Linked DNA regions of Homo sapiens: region 1 is linked to region 2. A link is a loop called in an ENCODE intact Hi-C map of the cell type or tissue named here. Cell type or tissue: IMR-90. All regions are shown on one strand. Each heading gives the region's core, and the rest is flanking DNA. Links, peaks and the distances in the headings are about the cores only.

Evidence for each region. A loop is a pair of places that touch in the nucleus more often than their neighbours do. Peaks named below come from ENCODE experiments on the same cell type or tissue, not always from the same donor. Only the 100,000 strongest peaks of a DNase experiment are listed, where the experiment ranks them.
Region 1: it touches region 2 in a loop (8-fold over the local background); 3 of 110 quality-filtered maps call a loop at or near these places.

What each region holds. Positions count from the first base shown.
Region 1 is chr11:12,865,121-12,873,456 of GRCh38, forward strand. The region is part of intron 5 of TEAD1 (TEA domain transcription factor 1); the gene reads left to right. Among named protein-coding and RNA genes, the nearest start is that of TEAD1-AS1, 54 kb to the right of the region's middle. RefSeq lists a silencer at 1-16. In IMR-90, for the core only: a CTCF peak has its summit at 3,781; no DNase peak of the experiment used is centred there; H3K27ac peaks cover 369 bases.
Region 2 is chr11:12,690,459-12,698,794 of GRCh38, forward strand. All of the region lies in intron 2 of TEAD1 (TEA domain transcription factor 1), which reads left to right. Among named protein-coding and RNA genes, the nearest start is that of TEAD1, 20 kb to the left of the region's middle. RefSeq lists an enhancer at 2,950-4,149. In IMR-90, for the core only: no CTCF peak of the experiment used is centred there; DNase peaks (open chromatin) are centred at 1,253, 2,333 and 3,393; H3K4me3 peaks cover 400 bases; H3K27ac peaks cover 3,794 bases.

The sequences.
Region 1 (8,336 bases), core at 110-8,109, 170 kb after region 2:
GTGTGTATGTGTGTGTTCCTAATAACAATGCAAATGCAGCAGAGAGCTGGTCTTGATAACTTTTCAGCACAGAAACATGATTTTTTTTTTTTAACCTTCAGATGTCCACCAAGCAGCCATGGGCTAGGAAAGCTTAAAAAAAGAAAAGTCCAGAGATGCAAAATTGAGTAGAAATTATTTAGAAAGAATCATTTCCAAAGTGGTCATGAAATTACCTTTTTAAAAAATTTAGAAATTATTTTAACTCATGCTTTTGATGTATTTTTAAGAAGACTTATAAAAAATACGTCTTTTTCATGCATGTCTCTTCCCTCAGAGTATTTTCAGCCAGATTTCTTCCACATTGCTTACTACTGTTTTTTAAGTGAATGGCGCTCTTATTAAAAGAGAAATCTGAGCAGTGGCCTTTAAAAAAAAAAGATAGATCTTAGAGATGGGAAAACTCTTGATCAAACCCATTTGCAGTTTCATTTGTACTTGAGTTTGCTTAAATTTTTTTTTACTTGTACCTCATTTTTCAGTCTCAAAATATATTTTATAGGAAAAATGGGGGCATTGATAATTTTTCATATACAACTTCTTTCTGCTTTTTCCCTTTATAAAATTTATAATAAAACATACCTGACTTTTATTTTTCTGTAATGCCCTATTTTAGAAATGCAAAGAGATTATAGTTTGCAAGGAGGAGCTTTCGTTTATAATAAAAATTGATTTTGGCACATATTGATGGCTTTCCCATGTGCCTTTTTCGGTTCTGTTCTGATATTTTTCTATACAGTAATTAAATTTGTGGTTTTGTTCTGAACTAAAAAACAGTGTAGTCTCACAACACTTGAGTGGTGAGCACTGGGACTCTTCCCAAAGTCCTTCGACTTTTTTTTATGCAAACAAGGCTGGCTGTGGAATAGGACAAGTGATTAGGAAGGAGCATTTGGTGTGCCCTCTGCAGTGGGCAGCATGCTGGCTCGCTCGCACGTGTGGCTGATGGTGGCTGGCTTTTAGCTGCACTGGCTGAGCAGTTGGAAGACTAAGATAACTTTGTAGATCCTGCTTTTTAACCAAAGGTGCAATACTCTCTATATGGATGTAACTACCCCAGTTTTTGCTCAAGTTCTGACTCTGTTTCTAGTTTCTCTGAGCTAATGAATTAATGATGTACAAAGAAGTTTACAGATAACAATGTTGTTTCCATCTGTGATGATATGAATTGCTCTATTTCTGCACTGTCTGTGTGGTTCCTGTGGACTCACCAGGGCACACAGCCTTAGACTGAAAGCCCTATAAGTGAGGAATAAAGCTCTTCTGTTCAGAAGGGATTCCCATGTGATATAGGAAGCACTCTTTTTCTCACTTGGTGAATTTTAGAGTTTTCTTCCATAGAAACAATTTTTCTGTTGCTTTATACATGTACATATGTAAAAATACACAGCGGTATTTATGTTTGTTTCTAAAAAAAAATTAACAATAATAAAAAAGAAACATTCCCCTGACTTTCAGCCCTGGGCCACTCTCTTTTGGGGCAGGCACAAGGAAGAGACAGAAACAGAAGCAGTAGGATAGCAACTGGCTCAGCATTTAAGCTCCAAGAACCACCTCCGTCTTCTTGTAGTTTCTTCCGTTCTTTCCTACCATATTGTTCTTGGAAAAATGGAGTCCTTTGTTTTTCCATCTGCTAATACCAACTGAGTGTTCCAGGCATGGTGCTTGCTCACTGTGATGGGCAGTTAACAGCCAATATCCTGTTCAGGGAGCTGGCCATGTAAATGGGAATGTAAACTAGAGGAGCACTTTGGGTAATAGCGGGAGCAGCCAAAATGAAATGTGGGGTGCATCCCGGGGATGAGCTTCGTGGAGAGTATACTGTTAAGTTTGGCAATTGAAAGAGGAAAGGCAGCCTAATGCGTGCTCCCTCATTTAAGCTCACTATGAAGTGACTTACAGTATTCTGCTTTTGGGGCATGATACTGAGGAAACTGGGGCTGAGAGAGTATAATTGACTAGTCACAAAGCCTTCCTAGTAAGTGGTGAAGCCAGGATTTGAACTCAGATCTTTTTGCACCCTAAACGAATCATTGTTTTAGATAAAATTTTATCTAGTGAAGGTGGGAGAATGTTTTCAAGCAGAGGGCTTCACACCAGCACACTGTACCTAAACTGTCACCCCTCACAGTCTTTGGGGCTGGGCATTCAGCCTTTGCTACCAGCCCTTCACTTGGCATCCACATTTTAACTTTGAGCCCTTGGTCAAAACGTGGACTTAATTTGGGTTGGTGCTGTGAGGGTCATCAGTAACTGGGGGAATGACATGGTCCTGGAGACAGAGCTGCTTGGCACCACTCTGAGGGCATTAGGACAGTCGCAGAGAGTGAGGCTGTCTGTCACCTGCTTGCAGGAGTTGGTGCTGCTTTCTTTCACTCCCTCCATGAGCATTTTATCTCAAAGGCAGTATACTTAACCTTCCTAACCAGCCATTACCAGGATATGGGCTCAACTCTGTTGATGTCCCAGCTCCATCCATACCCCCTTGTTCAGCTCTGGAATCTAATAGCACATTTGTGAGGAGGCAGGGACAAGCATCTTTACCGAGGTCATCATGGGGTCAGGCTGATAGCCATGGTCTTCTTGGCCTCCCACACTAGCTAGTGAGATAAACTCGCTACAGATAATTGAGGTCATCCCAAAAGACAACAAGGATAGCTTCTGGGTGGGTGGGGAGCAGAGGGGAGTGGCAGGAAGTATCCAAGCTTAAAAGAGACACTGTGCTTTGCCTGGGAAGATGTAGGAAGGCCTCCTGGAGCAGGTGGCTGGTGGCTGACCATCCCAGTAACTATCCTTGCAGACACTGCCCTAGCCAGGTTGGTTACCACTTCTCCACAAACTCAGACGTCGAAGGGGTAGACAAAGGTCTATGGTCCTCATGTGAAGACCGAAACCAGACTTGCATTTGTCTGTCCCTCTGTGGAGTTGGAAAAGTGGCTTACCCGCAATGGAGGCCACTGCCAGATGTGTCTTCCTGGTGAGTCTTCTTGCTTATAAGCTTCTCTTTACTTTCCAGGGAAGGGTGTGGCAGAGTTCTTTGGGCTGGTGTTTTCCAGCCTTTTTAAAGTAGCAAAACTCATGTTTTGAATTGAAGCTTACTCCCTCAAATCCTTAGTAATGGCCTCTTAGGCTATTCCATTGAATCAGGTTTGAAAAGCCCCCTGTTTTAGGCAGAAGGAAAAGGAGGTGTCTACCTCTTATGCTGTCCCTTCCAGCCTTTACAGAGAGCTCCTGTGTCCCATTTAAAGCCCATGTTTTTAAATTCTGTAGTTTTGAAGTTCTGCCATGTTCCTAGGAAGAAAACAGACTCCAGGAGAGAGTGGTCATTTGATGTCACATTGATAGATGAGTCATCCTAGCTACAAAAGTTACTCTCCTGAAAATCCGTTAGAATAAATTCTAAAGGTCAGCTTTATGCTTCTACTAATTGGCAGTTGTTCTCAATGTGCTTGTTTGTGGACTAGATCACCCCCAAATTGTGTAGACTTAAATTTTAGTAAAGAAAAAAATTGTTCTAGTGAAAGTCTAAGATTTCTACGTAGATTTGAACTTGAAAAGCATAGGAATGATTACTGAATTCAGTCCAGTGGTTTTCATTGAGAACCTAAGTGTGTTCTAGGTCCTTTTGTAGACGTTGGGCACATAGAATTGAATCCAGAGTTTCTGTTCTTGAGGAACATTGAACTTTTCTGTTATTTTTCCAGTAGATATCCACAGCTAGGGGGCTCTGCAGTAGAAATTAAACAGGATAGTGCAGAGGCTGCCCAAGTGAAAAGAATGATTCATTCTGGGAGTGAGGGAATTAAAGCTTCATGGAGAAGTGTCATTAGAACTAAACATAGTTGAAGGCAGAGAATTTCCATAAAGTTGGGACTATCTGGGGGACCATGAAGAGCATCATGTAATTGGGGACATGCGGTGGGAGGTAAGACTGGAGGAGCCTAAGGGAAGGGCCCTCGATTATCCCACTGAGGAGAAGGGATTCATCTGTGGGCCTAGGGGCATACATGGGGTTCATTCAAATTTACCCTCTGGAAAGACCTCGCCAGCCAGGTTTTGCAGGATAGCTAATAAGAGGGAGGCCAAGCTGGAGTCAGGGAGGCTAATTCCTGGGCTGCTTTAAGAGTGGGGAAGAGAGTCACAGGCTGGGACCAGGGGCCAACCCACACCCCCTGGGGCTGCTCCGTGGCACTTAGCACTCATCCTTGGCTGGCTCCCTGCTTTGGTGCTCTCTGCCTGCTCTGTAGTCTTTCCTACTCATTGTGTTTAAAGAATAAATTATAAGTTCTGTCCTTATGAAGTCTGAAAAGTGTTGTGTGCCAGAACTTTTCAGAAAGATTTTCAATAGCAGCATTTAAAAATCAACTTATTAAAATTGGGTTCTCTTAAAGTAATGGTAATTGACTAGGAGTGTGCATCAAAATTATGAAGTTTTTGTTGCAAAATTTAAACAGTACAGAAAATATATTAAACACTCATGTTTATACTATCTGGAATTGATCATTTTCATTATATAAGTTTTTTTTAATGAAAAATCAAGTGGCAAACATTATTCTGTACTTTTTCCTCTACCCACCCTCCGTCTTCAACCAAAATTAATCTTCCTTTCTTTCCTACCACCCACAATGTATTTTCTTGCCACTTACTTCCCTTAGAAAATCAAATCCAGTGAAAGCTCTCTCTTCTCATTTTGCTCCTAGATTTTTGCCCATTGTCTTTTTCTTTTTCTTTTTTTTTTGAGACAGAGTCTTGCTTTGTCGCCCGGGCGGGAGTGCAGTGGCGCCATCTCGGCTCATTGCAACCTCCGCCTCCCGGGTTCAAGCGATTCTCCTGCCTCAGCCTCCCAAGTAGCTGGGATTACAGGCGCTCATCACGACACTCAGCTAATTTTTGTATTTTTAATAGAGACGGGGTTTCACCATGTTGGCCAGGCTGGTCTCGAACTCCTGACCTCAAGTGATGCGCCTGCCTCAGCCTCCCAAAGTGCTGGGATTACAGACATGAGCCACTGCGCCCAGCCGATTTTTGCCCAATTATCTACCATGAATTTGTGCAATAGCCATTGGCACCAACATGAGACTTTTCCTCTGGAATTTTTAGCAGCTTAAGATAGACTCGGCCAACAATTTGGTGACCTTGGATACAGACCCTGACTGCAGAGGAGAGATACGAGGTTCAGGACATATAGGGGATGGTTGAACTAGAAAGGGAATAATGCGAGGAGACAGTGAACCAGGAGCAGAGAAGCTGGGAGAGTAGAGACAAAGCGTCAGTAGACTGAAGCTGAGATTCAAGAGCTCGGTAAGATGGAAAAAAGAAAAAAAAAAAGGCATTTGTGGCCAGAGCACAGTGATTTTGGAAATTAAATTTATACATTCAGAGTTGTGGGGATTTTCTCCCCCGCCCCCCCCGGGGTTGGGGCATTTTCAAAATATCTAGGACAAGGCTGGGCACGGTGGCTCACGCCTGTAATCCTAGCACTTCGGGAGGCCGAGATGGGCAGATTGCCTGAGCTCAGGAGTTAGAGACCAGCCTGGGCAACACGGTGAAACCCCGTCTCTACTAAAATACAAAAAATTAGCCAGGTATGGCAGTGTGCACCGGCAGTTATAGCTACTTGGGAGGCTGGGGCAGGAGGGTTGCTTGAACTTGGGAGGTGGAGGTTGCAGTGAGCCGAGATTGTACTGCTGTACCCCAGCCTGGGCAACAGAGCGAGACTCTGTCTCCAAAAAAAAGAAAAAGAAAAAATGTCTAGGACAGAAGCTAGAGTACAAACTGCAGGCCTAGAAGAGAGCTTAGCTTTGAAGGAGTTGTTTCTTAGTGATGGGAGTGCTATGTGTTTGTCTCCTACTCAGACAAAACCCTTTTGACCCACTGCTCTCAAGGGGGTAGGTTTTATAGATGACCCACAGCCTGTAGCTGGGCCTGAGTCTACTTCTAAAGTAGAAGATGAATCCATGCAGTTGCAGTGTGAAAGAGGCTTCTAGGCCTATGGAATATCCATTTAAAAATCCTGAGGATGCTGAGTTAGAGGTCTCCCTTGGACCTTGTGTCACCAGCTGCAGCGACAGCAGTGTCACCAACACCAGCTTTACCTGTTGTCTTCCATCTCACCCTTTCCCTTAGTTTAGCCCCTATTGGCGTCTCCAGTGGAGTAGTGAGAAGCAGCAGCATGTCTGAGGATTAGCTCACAGCCTTAGAAATTATTCTCTACTTCGAATTGTTTCACTTACCATTAATTCATGAAAAAGTCATTAACTGTTTTTTTAAGCTCCAGGGATTTATTATCCCAGCATGTAGAAAGAATGCAGAAGCATTCTCCATGTGTTAAGCAGTCTTTTTCCTACTCAGAGTTTCTTTGTAGAGTTCCATGCAGGAGTCTCTTTGCCTGTATGTTCAGTTGCCCTAAGAAGTTGTTCAGACCCTGCTCAGAGTCCTTCTTTCCCCATTAGCAGCAAAAAGGCAGTCCTTTCTTGCTGTTTTCAGAAGCTCACGGTAGCCACAGCCAAGGTCTGGGAAGCACCACCACACTGTGGGCCATCTCCATCTTCCCATGAAGATGGGCCAAGCCACCTCTGGTTCACTTCTCGAGTGTGTTTAGGTGAGTGTATGACTCGGGACAAAACTAAGAGGAAAGGAAGTCTTCGCCGTGCCCTCCGCTCGGCAGGAATACATCTTAGGCAGTAGATGTATTCACGTCAGGCTCTGGATGTGTATTGAAGAAAAACCTGTACTTGCTGACATTGCATCATCCCAGTAGAGCAGAAAGAGACCTGAGCCCCTCTGATTATGTCCAGTCGCCGGTGACTAATTTATGAGCTACATGTGCTCCCCCGGGGCCATTTTCTTGTTCTCGCCCTGGTGGCCTTTATGATTTGATTTCTGAACAGGCCATTCTTTCCAAACTGCTGTTCCTTCCAATAGGCAGAGAGCTTAAAGTTCAAATTGTTGATTTAATTCTTTTGAGTTCAAGAACTTCACTGGGGCATTGCTAAAGTCCACACTGCTGAATCATGTTTGTATCATCACTGATTCCATCCAGGAATGGGCCTGTCCACAGGGAAGGTAGACGTACTTCACTTCACTCTGTGTTGCTCCGTGAAGCCCCCTGAGCCACTCTGCTCCTTCAGGACTTGGCTGTTAGCAGTGCAGGAGGCAAGGAAAGCCTGAGCAACAACCTCCTTTGTCTGTGTCCACACCAAGACACTTGGCCTTGTCACGGGATTTGGGAAATGATATAATCTTTCCTGGCATTTCCCAATCTTCAGGGGGAGTTCTTTTGCATTTATGACATATACGCTTTCTCCTCAAAGATATTTTTATTACCTTGTTTTTAATTTAACTGAACGAAAACTAAGATTGGAGACAATTTCTCAGGCTTCAGTTGGAACCACTTGCCAACAGTGTGGTGATGGAGAAATTAATGATGGGAGCCAGGGCACTGAATATGTAGATAAAGATAATTCTGTGTGAACTGAGCCAGGTCTGGATTTTCTTTATAAGGGCAACAGAAACAGTCTCATCATTCTACATTTTTATCTCTTCATAGCGAAATCCCATTGTTAATTGGCCTCCAACTTAGATAATGCCCTAGAATGACATCTATCCAAAAGGTTATCTAGTGAGGACAAGGGCTCCTGAGTATTTCAGGTCCCGAGCAGAATCCAGCTTGGAAAGCCAGTCCATTACCTGGCCCCCGTAGACTGCAAGCTCACCCAGGGCCAAGGCTGCAAGCACCATACTAAGTACTTGAAGCAGTCCTGAACAAAAGTGTTTTTATCTTTGATTTATAAATTAGGACACAGAGGCGTGGAATGGCTAACTGGCTTGCTTAGAGTCACAAGTCTGAAGTTAATCCAGGGATATCTGGTGCCACAAGCCAAGCTCTTTGCAGGATGTTCTTCTGCCTTCCCAAAGAGTACTGGTCCAGGATGAGGTTCATTTTCCTGACTTGGAATGCTTTGCATTGTCTCCCTCCACTGAGCCCTCTTCATTGTGTCTTTATGTTTGAAAGAAATAGAAGAAGGACTCACTCTGGAGCTTAACTTGAGCCTGGAGCCAGTTTAGGTTCCTCTGGCCCCTTGCTGTCACCTCTTAGAGAAAAGGGGGCTGAGGTCAGAAGGGTGCCTTCTCCCAGACACCTGGATCCGGCAGGAAGCTGTCCTAAATCCCAGGCTTCCTGGGAGAGAGTCATGAGGCACACCTATGAGTTTGCTCGTCTGTAGTCCTCATCTACAATCCTTTATGATGTGAAGCCCCACATCAGAGTTAAAGGAAACGATGTTGACAATTATAAA
Region 2 (8,336 bases), core at 331-8,330:
TGTGTTTCTCTTCTAGACTGCCTCGTTCTGGATTTTGCAGTTGTATCTCCATGGTGCTGTGTATTTTATTCTCTTATCCTCTGTATTTCCTATAAATGGGAAATTTAGATGTTGACATTTGATCTAATTCAGGGTTTTTAAAAACTTTTTTGATGCAAATATTTCATAGCTAGTATTCTACCAGGAGGCACACAATGTACAGTGTCACTTTTTCTGTGATGTTAGTGCCATTGATTGATGATCTCTGCCTGTATCTATTATTTCATGTAGTTTTTGCAAACTGGTGGTTCTCTGATACTCTAGTTCTGTTTTTGGAGACAGGTCTCACTCACTGTGTCACCCAAGCTAGAGTGCAGTGATGCGATCCCGGCTTGCCGTAGCCTTGACTTCCCGGGCTCAGGTGATCCTCTGACCTCAGCCTCCTAAATAGCTGGGACTGTCAGTGCGCCACCATGCCTGGCTAGTTTTTTAGTTTTTTGTAGAGACAGGGTTTCATCACTCAGGCTGGTCTGAAACTCCTGGGCTCAAGCGATCTGCTCACCTCGGCTTCCCAAATTGCTGAGATTACAGGCGTGAGCCATCTCACCCAACCCATTCCTCTTTTTATGGAGAAGGTTTCTCTTAGCAACTATATGGTTAACCTAGCATATAGTTTGTAAAGGAAAGATAGTTTTTTTTTGTTTTGCATATCATTAGGCAATCACTGATTTTAAATTATTGAATGCGTTTCAGTCCATTGCAGTTCCTCCTCTTACTGATGCTCAAATTGTTTCATCTTTGGCCAGTGGGAATTTCTTTAGTTGGCTCCTGTGGCCTTTTGATGTGACCCTATTAATAGTCTTTTATAGTTTCCTTGCTGTCCAACCTCTTGTGTATTCTGGGAGATAGAATGAACCATTTCTGCAGAGTTTGGGTTCCTTTTAGTGAGAAATGGAGTTTCTAGGCTATGATGTGTGTGCTAGGTTCTCTGCTTTTTTTCTCCTCCCACTCCTTCAGTTGAATAATCTGCTCACCTTTGGAAATGGATCCTGCCTGCCATGTCAACTCTAATCGTGGTAAAAGCTTTCCTTGCACACTTGCTCATGCCTGGCCTCTTTGGCTCTCATTTGCCACTTTCATGCTTGTGCTTGTCATCTTGTCCTTTCCTCCCTTAAGAAAAAGACCAAACTGAAGAATTACCATGGATGGTTTGTGGTTTGACTTGCCTCCTGAAGGCCAAAGCTCATGTTAATGTAGGCTTCACAGAAGTCTTTAGTCATTGCCTTCATCATGTCTGCCTGATAGTTTGTTCTATTCCTTGTATACATAACCAGGACATGAGAGATTCCTTATCTTATTACCACCGTGAGCCATTCAGGCTGCAAGCTGTATTTCGATGGTATTGTTGGGTACGTTTGTACTCATCTGTTTCAATAAATATTGATTGAATTAAGCTTTGTACTTCTTCTCCAAAGTGTTTAAAATAGAATGTATTTAATGTCCTAGTCATTTAAAGAATTTATCACTAGTCTATTATTTTTATAAGCTTAAATAAGTTAAAGATTTGTAGTTTTAGATAGATTTATGCATTGGATCCCTAGTTGTAACATAGCTATTGTTTTAGTGCTGCGGGCCTATAGTAGTAGGCCTGCAAGTCTAAGATGAGTGTTTTTTATTTAACAAGTCTGCTATTAAACTTATTTTTAGTATTATAATTTCTGTCTTTGCTTCTTGGAAATTGTTTTATGCCCATGTTGGTGCATCATAGACTATGCACTTAGGCCAACCACCCCCCAGTCCCCCCAGCAAAGCAGGGCTCATTTTAAAGACACGCTCTAATGCTTTCTTCAGAGTTTCCATTCAGACCTACAGTTTTAGCTTCAGTAATACTTTTTTGTTTTGTTGGTGAAACAAAGCTGTATGCGTTCACAGTGCAGCCAACACAGTCTCATGACGGCACAAGTGAATAGTCCTGAAATTATCATCATTCTCCACACCACTGAGAAGTTAACCAGCATCCTGGCCTGGGAAATTTTGGATACACATTTAATGCCCCTCACCCACCACCCCGGCTTTTTTTTCTTTTTAAAGCCGCAAGCTTAATGTAATGGTTCCTCTGTATTAAAGGAAAGTACAGTATTGTAGGGGTTTATTTCCCCCCCGCCCCCGCTTTCCTCCGTGGGCACTGAGAGTAGGGGGAAGAGCCCCGTAATTCACAAGGCAGGCTTCTGTGCCCCGCGGTAAACTCAGTTTCACAAAGGGAATTTTCATTATGGTCCTGTGGCTCCCTAACATAGTGGAGGCTTCAGGAGGCAAGTGGTAAAAGCTACCAAAGAAAAAGCTGGACTGGAGCCACTGACGTCATGTCAGTAAATCTGCTGGAGGAGCCCAGCCATGCAGCGCCTGCCAGCCGGCCCCTGCACTTTGGCCTTGCCTGGTCAACTGTTCTTACTGCTTCCTCCACCCCCACCCCACAGAACAGCCTGTGTTTTTTGTGTTCTTTTCCCCCTTTTCCTTCTGTGCAACTGGGCTGTGTTGAAACCCATAAAGGCTTTTGAAAACCACCCCTACTGGTCCTGTGCTTAATGTCTTGTGTGGGGATAGTGGGGAGAACCCAACAATCCATGAATGAGGGAGGCTTTAAAAGTTTTTTCTAGTGGGGACCTCTTTGTGATGAATAAATCCACAGGGAACATCATGGAAAGCAGCCAGAGGTGCGAGCCCCTGGTGCTTAGTACTTTTAAAGAACTTCGCTTTTAAGTCCTGGGCTGTGTGCACATGTGTGTGTGCGTGTGTGCATGCGCACAGTAAAGGACAGAGAAGGCCAGTCAGCACATGGGTGGAAATACAGAATTTCAGCCTTCTAGCAGAGGATGATTTAAGAGAATGAGTTCCAATGCGAGTCCTTTATTACCCATTAATCATTGGTCTGCTCACTCTGAACTCTGGTTTGCAACTGGAACAGTTAAATCTTAAGCTACATGCTTCTGTACATCCTGGATATTTAGAGTCACAACCCCAGATGGGCCTGAATTAAAATATTGCTGTGCTAAATCTATTTTTACATCTAGGGGAATGACATCTAAAAATAAACCTTATCCCACCTGTTATCCACTTTTGGGAAGTTGAAACGCTGTTAAGTCGCAGCCCATGGATTAAGCTTTGATGACGGCTTCCCATGTGATGCCTGCATTCCACTTTTCCTGCCACTGGCATGATGTTTTCATTGTTTCGGTAACCGTTGTCCTCCTGTTTATTTTGCTGTGAATATTCATTTGCAAATAAGAGTGAAGCATAGGTTCAGACTGGTTTTGATTTTCCTGAATCTTAGGGTCAGAAACATATTAAAAGCAGTATCTTATCCATGAATCATGAGATGAGTCAGTTCCTGAAACCACTACAAGCCTCATAGTTCTTGGCTACAAGCAAAGGCAGGAAATCCAGGCTTCAATAACTTCCTTTCCCAGTCCTGGCTATAGCCGCGTTGGTGGTTAGGTTCTGCTGCCTGCCTTTGTAAGCGGTAGGAAGATGTATGTCTGAGGAACAAAGGCACTTGAGTCAATTTACTGAAACTGTTTATAATTTGTGGTCTTGATCTGAATGTCAGGCTGCGTTGGCACACCCTGCTCTGCTGTGCGGCCCGGCACAACTCAGCCAGGAAAGGCGGCAGGCTGAGTCCGGGGAAGTGCCCCAGCAAACACATGGCAAATGTTTCAAGGGGCTTTAGTGTTCCAGTGAATCCTAAAACTAGGGGACATGCAAGCCGACACTAGGCAGAAAGCTCTGGATTCCATATGTATAGTTGAAGTATCGACTCTTTGTTTGTTCTTCACTTGAGAGAAAGGAGAGAAAAAAGAGAGAGAGGGGAGAGAGACGAGAGAACAAACTAACACACTCGCCAGCCTGCCAAGCTCTGGCCTGTCTCTTGCTTTTACTTGCAGTTTACTTCCTTATATACAGGGTCCTCTTTTTTTTTTTTTCCTTTTGCAGTGTTTCACGCCAGTCTTCCTGACTTCAGAATCAGTTTTATAACTGTTTTATTAAATATTTTAAAGAGTAAGGGAGAAACACGAAGTTGTCTCCCAATGTTGGGTCTGCTGTGACTCGTATTTATTTTTCTCCTTTATGAGCAGTGCCCACTTTGTGTACGTACCCAAGTCAGAGCAGAGTTGGGTTGGTGTTTCTGTGTGAAGTTGGGACTCACTGTTGCTTTGTGCTTTACTTGTGAATTTATGAGCTTTTTCAATCTTGAGAAAAATTAAAATTGAGTGTGACTCATTTTCATTTACCAACTCTTACCTTCTTTTTCTACGCTAATTGGTGTTAGCTAGCGTGGGATTTGAGAAAATGGGACTGAAATGAGACCCTTCTCCCCCCTACTGTAGGTTTATATGGAGTCATTGGAAGTTCTGATAGAAGTCTAAAAATAGCATGGGTAGACAAACCCTGTGAAAAGACACTGAGGAAGATGGAAAAAAATTTGAGATGATGAGCAGTTAGATATTGATGCTACCTTTTAAATTGAGCTTGTTTCCAATTCATAGCTGGCAATAGCTCAGAAAGGTCAAATTCTATTTCAGCCTTTGTAAAGAATAAAATAAAAGCAAATGCAAAAGTTTGCCTGGCTTTTTAATCAAGTGTGGCTAATTCAGCGCACAGCCAGGCTGGCGAGGGCCACTTCGTTCTTACTTGTCGTTTGTATTTTGTGTTTGGGTAATTTTCTGTTCAACTTCAGGCCTCACTAAAAGGCTCTGATAAGCTGTTGAGAAAGTCGGGCTCATTTTGATTTTAGAGGCTTGACTGAGAGTCATAATTTCTGGCTGTGGTTCTCCAGATTTCAGGCTGGTACAAAAACTCCTTAGTCTTAGGTGAGTTTCTTTGGAAATCACTGTGAAAATATATTACTCTCATTAACATGTAAATAGTCACTGTCTAAACTTGGAGGAGATTTTTCCTTATGTTAAGAGAGGTACAAATCCAGTTATTTTTATTTGTCCTTCATTGATCTGACAGTTAACTTCTTTTTCATGTAGATTTCAGGCTGGGATTAGAGACTGAATCTTGAATTGCTTATCGTCTCTAGACCAAGTTGTTCGGGGCCAGGGATTGATTAATTAATTAAAATCAATGTAAATGGATTTGTAAGCCTCCTGTAACAGATTATCCTATTAGCAACCACACAGAGCACAGCCCATGATCTGTGAGGAATGTTTGTTGCCTTAAGTGAAATGGACCCAGACTGATGGACTCTTTGGGGTTACTTTATGAAAAACCCAGTGGCTTTTGTAAGGAAGGGGCCTCACTTAACCTTTACACTGAACAGATATTTCCTATAGATGGCAGATTATTTTATTTTCTGAGCCTGCCCCAGAAGGCTTGAGTTCTGTTTGTGTGTTGTGTGAGTTTCTACTGTGCCTGTGTCTCCCCAACCCTTGCATTCATGCCGTCCAAGACCTTGCCATATTTTAGCCAGGTTCTGCCCCCTTTCAGGTGAGATTCCTGCTAAGAACTCTTCTCTGAAGAAAAAAGGAGGAACCAGAAATACATTCCTATTTGATAGCAACAAAGTGGTTTTTTCCTCCAACCCAGGCAACCAACAAGCAAGCAAGCTACAAAGAAGACAGTTGCTTGTTATTTGAGGCTCTGACTGTACAGCTGTGCCTCCTTAGAGTGGTTAAGAAGACAAGATGATACTTTAGGAAAACTTTGTGGATTTAACAAAGGTCGGAGTTCATTCAGTGGCTGTCATGTACATTGTGTGTGTTTTTTTGTTTTGTTTTTGTTTCGTAATTGTGTTGGACAGGTAGATACTTTCTATAGTAGGACCAGCTCACCCACCTTTTCTTGGATCAAAGTGGGGCTATCTGAGCCAAGTTGAGTTAAACTCTGTCTCCTGCCTCTTTTGGGATTGAGATAGCAATCCCAGTTTGTCTTTGATGCTCACACTGTAGTTCAGGGAGACCCTAACTGGGGAGTAGATGTTTGACCCATGGGTATAGAGAAGTGTGGAATAAAGCCACTTTGCAGAGAGACAAGGAAACACAGTTGTGCTGAGGACGAGACAAGAGACCAAGGGAATAGTCTCATTTCCTGATGGTTTTCTATTTCCTGGTTTCCATCTCTTGTGAGGGTTGGCTGCAGTTTCTGATTCAGGGGTCTTCAGATGGACGCCTTGGCCTTATAATGAACTCGTATTCCCTTACCGTTTTTTCCTACCTTAGGTTAGTGGGAGTGGGTTTCTGTTAATTGAAACCAAATGGTGTTTGGCCGACTAGTTTGTTGGGAAATACACCCTGCGTGCTGTCCTAGGGAGGCCCCGTTCAGCAAAGGGAGCTCCATTTGGTTACATGTGCCTTCTGCTTGGTCAGCCATGCAGGGCTGCTCCCCTCAGCAGATAGAGCTGTCCTGGACCCTGTGCTCTCCTGTGTATTGGGTTTGAGGGAACTGACTCCGGTTCCTGGACTGTCTAGCTAACTGGGGAACAAGAAGGGCTACCCACTTCCACCCTGTCTCAGACTGGAACATTTCAAGGCTTGACTTAGTCCTTTCTGCTGCCTGGTGTGCCCTGTGGATTTAGGCTGTGTGGTGCTAGGTTCAAGCATGGCAGGTGAGGAATTTTCCCAGTCGTGCCTGGGGGCACTGAAGAGTTCTGGTTGGCTGAGCACGGGGAAAGCAAGCCAGGTGTGTCATTAGACCTGAGTGTCCTGCCTGGTGGTACCACCCCTCCCTGCCCGCCCATCCCTGAGCAATGTGGAAGGCATGCTGTCAGTGGCCTTTGGCAAGTGCTTCCCTGTGATAAATCTGAAAAATAAAAAGTGCACAGGTGAGTACTTCCTCTGTTAGGGAATCTCGAAAATCAGAGGATTTTATTAGCAAATGGATTATATAGCAAATGCCTTTCTCAAGGAGACCAGTATGGTTGGGGACCCAAAGGGGTGGTGTCAGAATAAAAGCCTGCCCAGAAGGGGGTGCGGTGGCAGTGTCAATAAGCAGGGAGGAAATTTAGATGAGACTTGAGAATTTTAGATAACAGAGTAAAAATTATTTTAGAGGATAGATTTTTTTGGGGAGGAAAACCCCTACAAGTACATTAGCAGATGTACATACATGCAATATTAGTTTGTTGGCATCTTCTACAAATTTGAAGCCATTTTTACTTGAGGCTCAATATAACATGTTTTACTTGTTTTGTTGGTGAAGTTTGGTTTGTATATTTAGGAAGTGGAAATATGGAAACTCTGTGCTTTAAATTGAGAGGGGTACAGTGAAAGAAGGGGGGTATGTAGAAAGTTCTCAGAATAGAGGGCTGGGCGTGGTGGCTCACGCCTGTAATCCCAGCACTTGGGAGGCCGAGGCGGGCGGATCACTAGAGCTCTGGAGTTTGAGACCAGCCTGATCAACATGATGAAACTCCGTCTCTACTAAAAATACAAAAATTAGCCAGGCATGGTGGCAGGCACCTATAATCCCAGCTAGCTGGGAGACTGAGGTGGGAGAATCGCTTGAACCCAGGAGTCAAAGGTTGCAGTGAGCCAAGATCACGCCACTGCACTCCAGCCTGGGCAACAGAGCGAAACTCCGTCTCAAAAAAAAAAAAAAAAGGGCCCTCAGAACAGGGACCAGAGGGGTTTAGACTTTTATAAGTGTGTTTCTTCTGGTCATCACAGATCTAATAAAAAATAACATGTTCATATGATGCTTTAGAGTTGACAGAGCTTTTTCAGTCGGGTAACTCTTTGATCTCTCACAACTTGGTTTGTGCAAGTGAGGAAGCGGGGACCGGGAGGTGAGGAGCCTTGCCGTGAAGCCATGGCTGAAATGCTTCCTGCCATGCCTGCTCCTTCCTTGCTGCGCTCTCTCTTTTTTGGTGGGAGGATTATGTGTTAGGACAAGGCTAGGGGAAAGGTGAAGTGGGGGTGGAGGATGGAGGGCAGGTGGGGTCTGGAGATGGTAAAGGAATTGTTTAAACTACCAGAGCAGATGGGTCTCTCTGCAGTATTCAGAGCACAGGCAGAGCAGGAAGGGACTCAGATGTGGTTTTCAGACCAGTGAATATTTTTGTCACTTAAAGAGGGTTTTTTTTTTTTTAAATATTGATTCCTGCTGTTCATCCTGGATCTTCTAAATCTTAATCACTCATGGTGAAGCTTGGGTGATTGAGTGCTCTGAAACCTTACCAGCTGATCCTTAGGAGTCCCATTTGATTCTAGCCCCGTGTCTCTTTAACTAGAAAAGTTTGAGAATTTAGGTCTCAGCATGTCCTGGGAGCTTATTAGAAATGCATAATATGAGATCCCATCCCAGACCTGCTGAATTAGAATCTGCATTTTAATAAAATTCCAGGTAATTAGGGCATG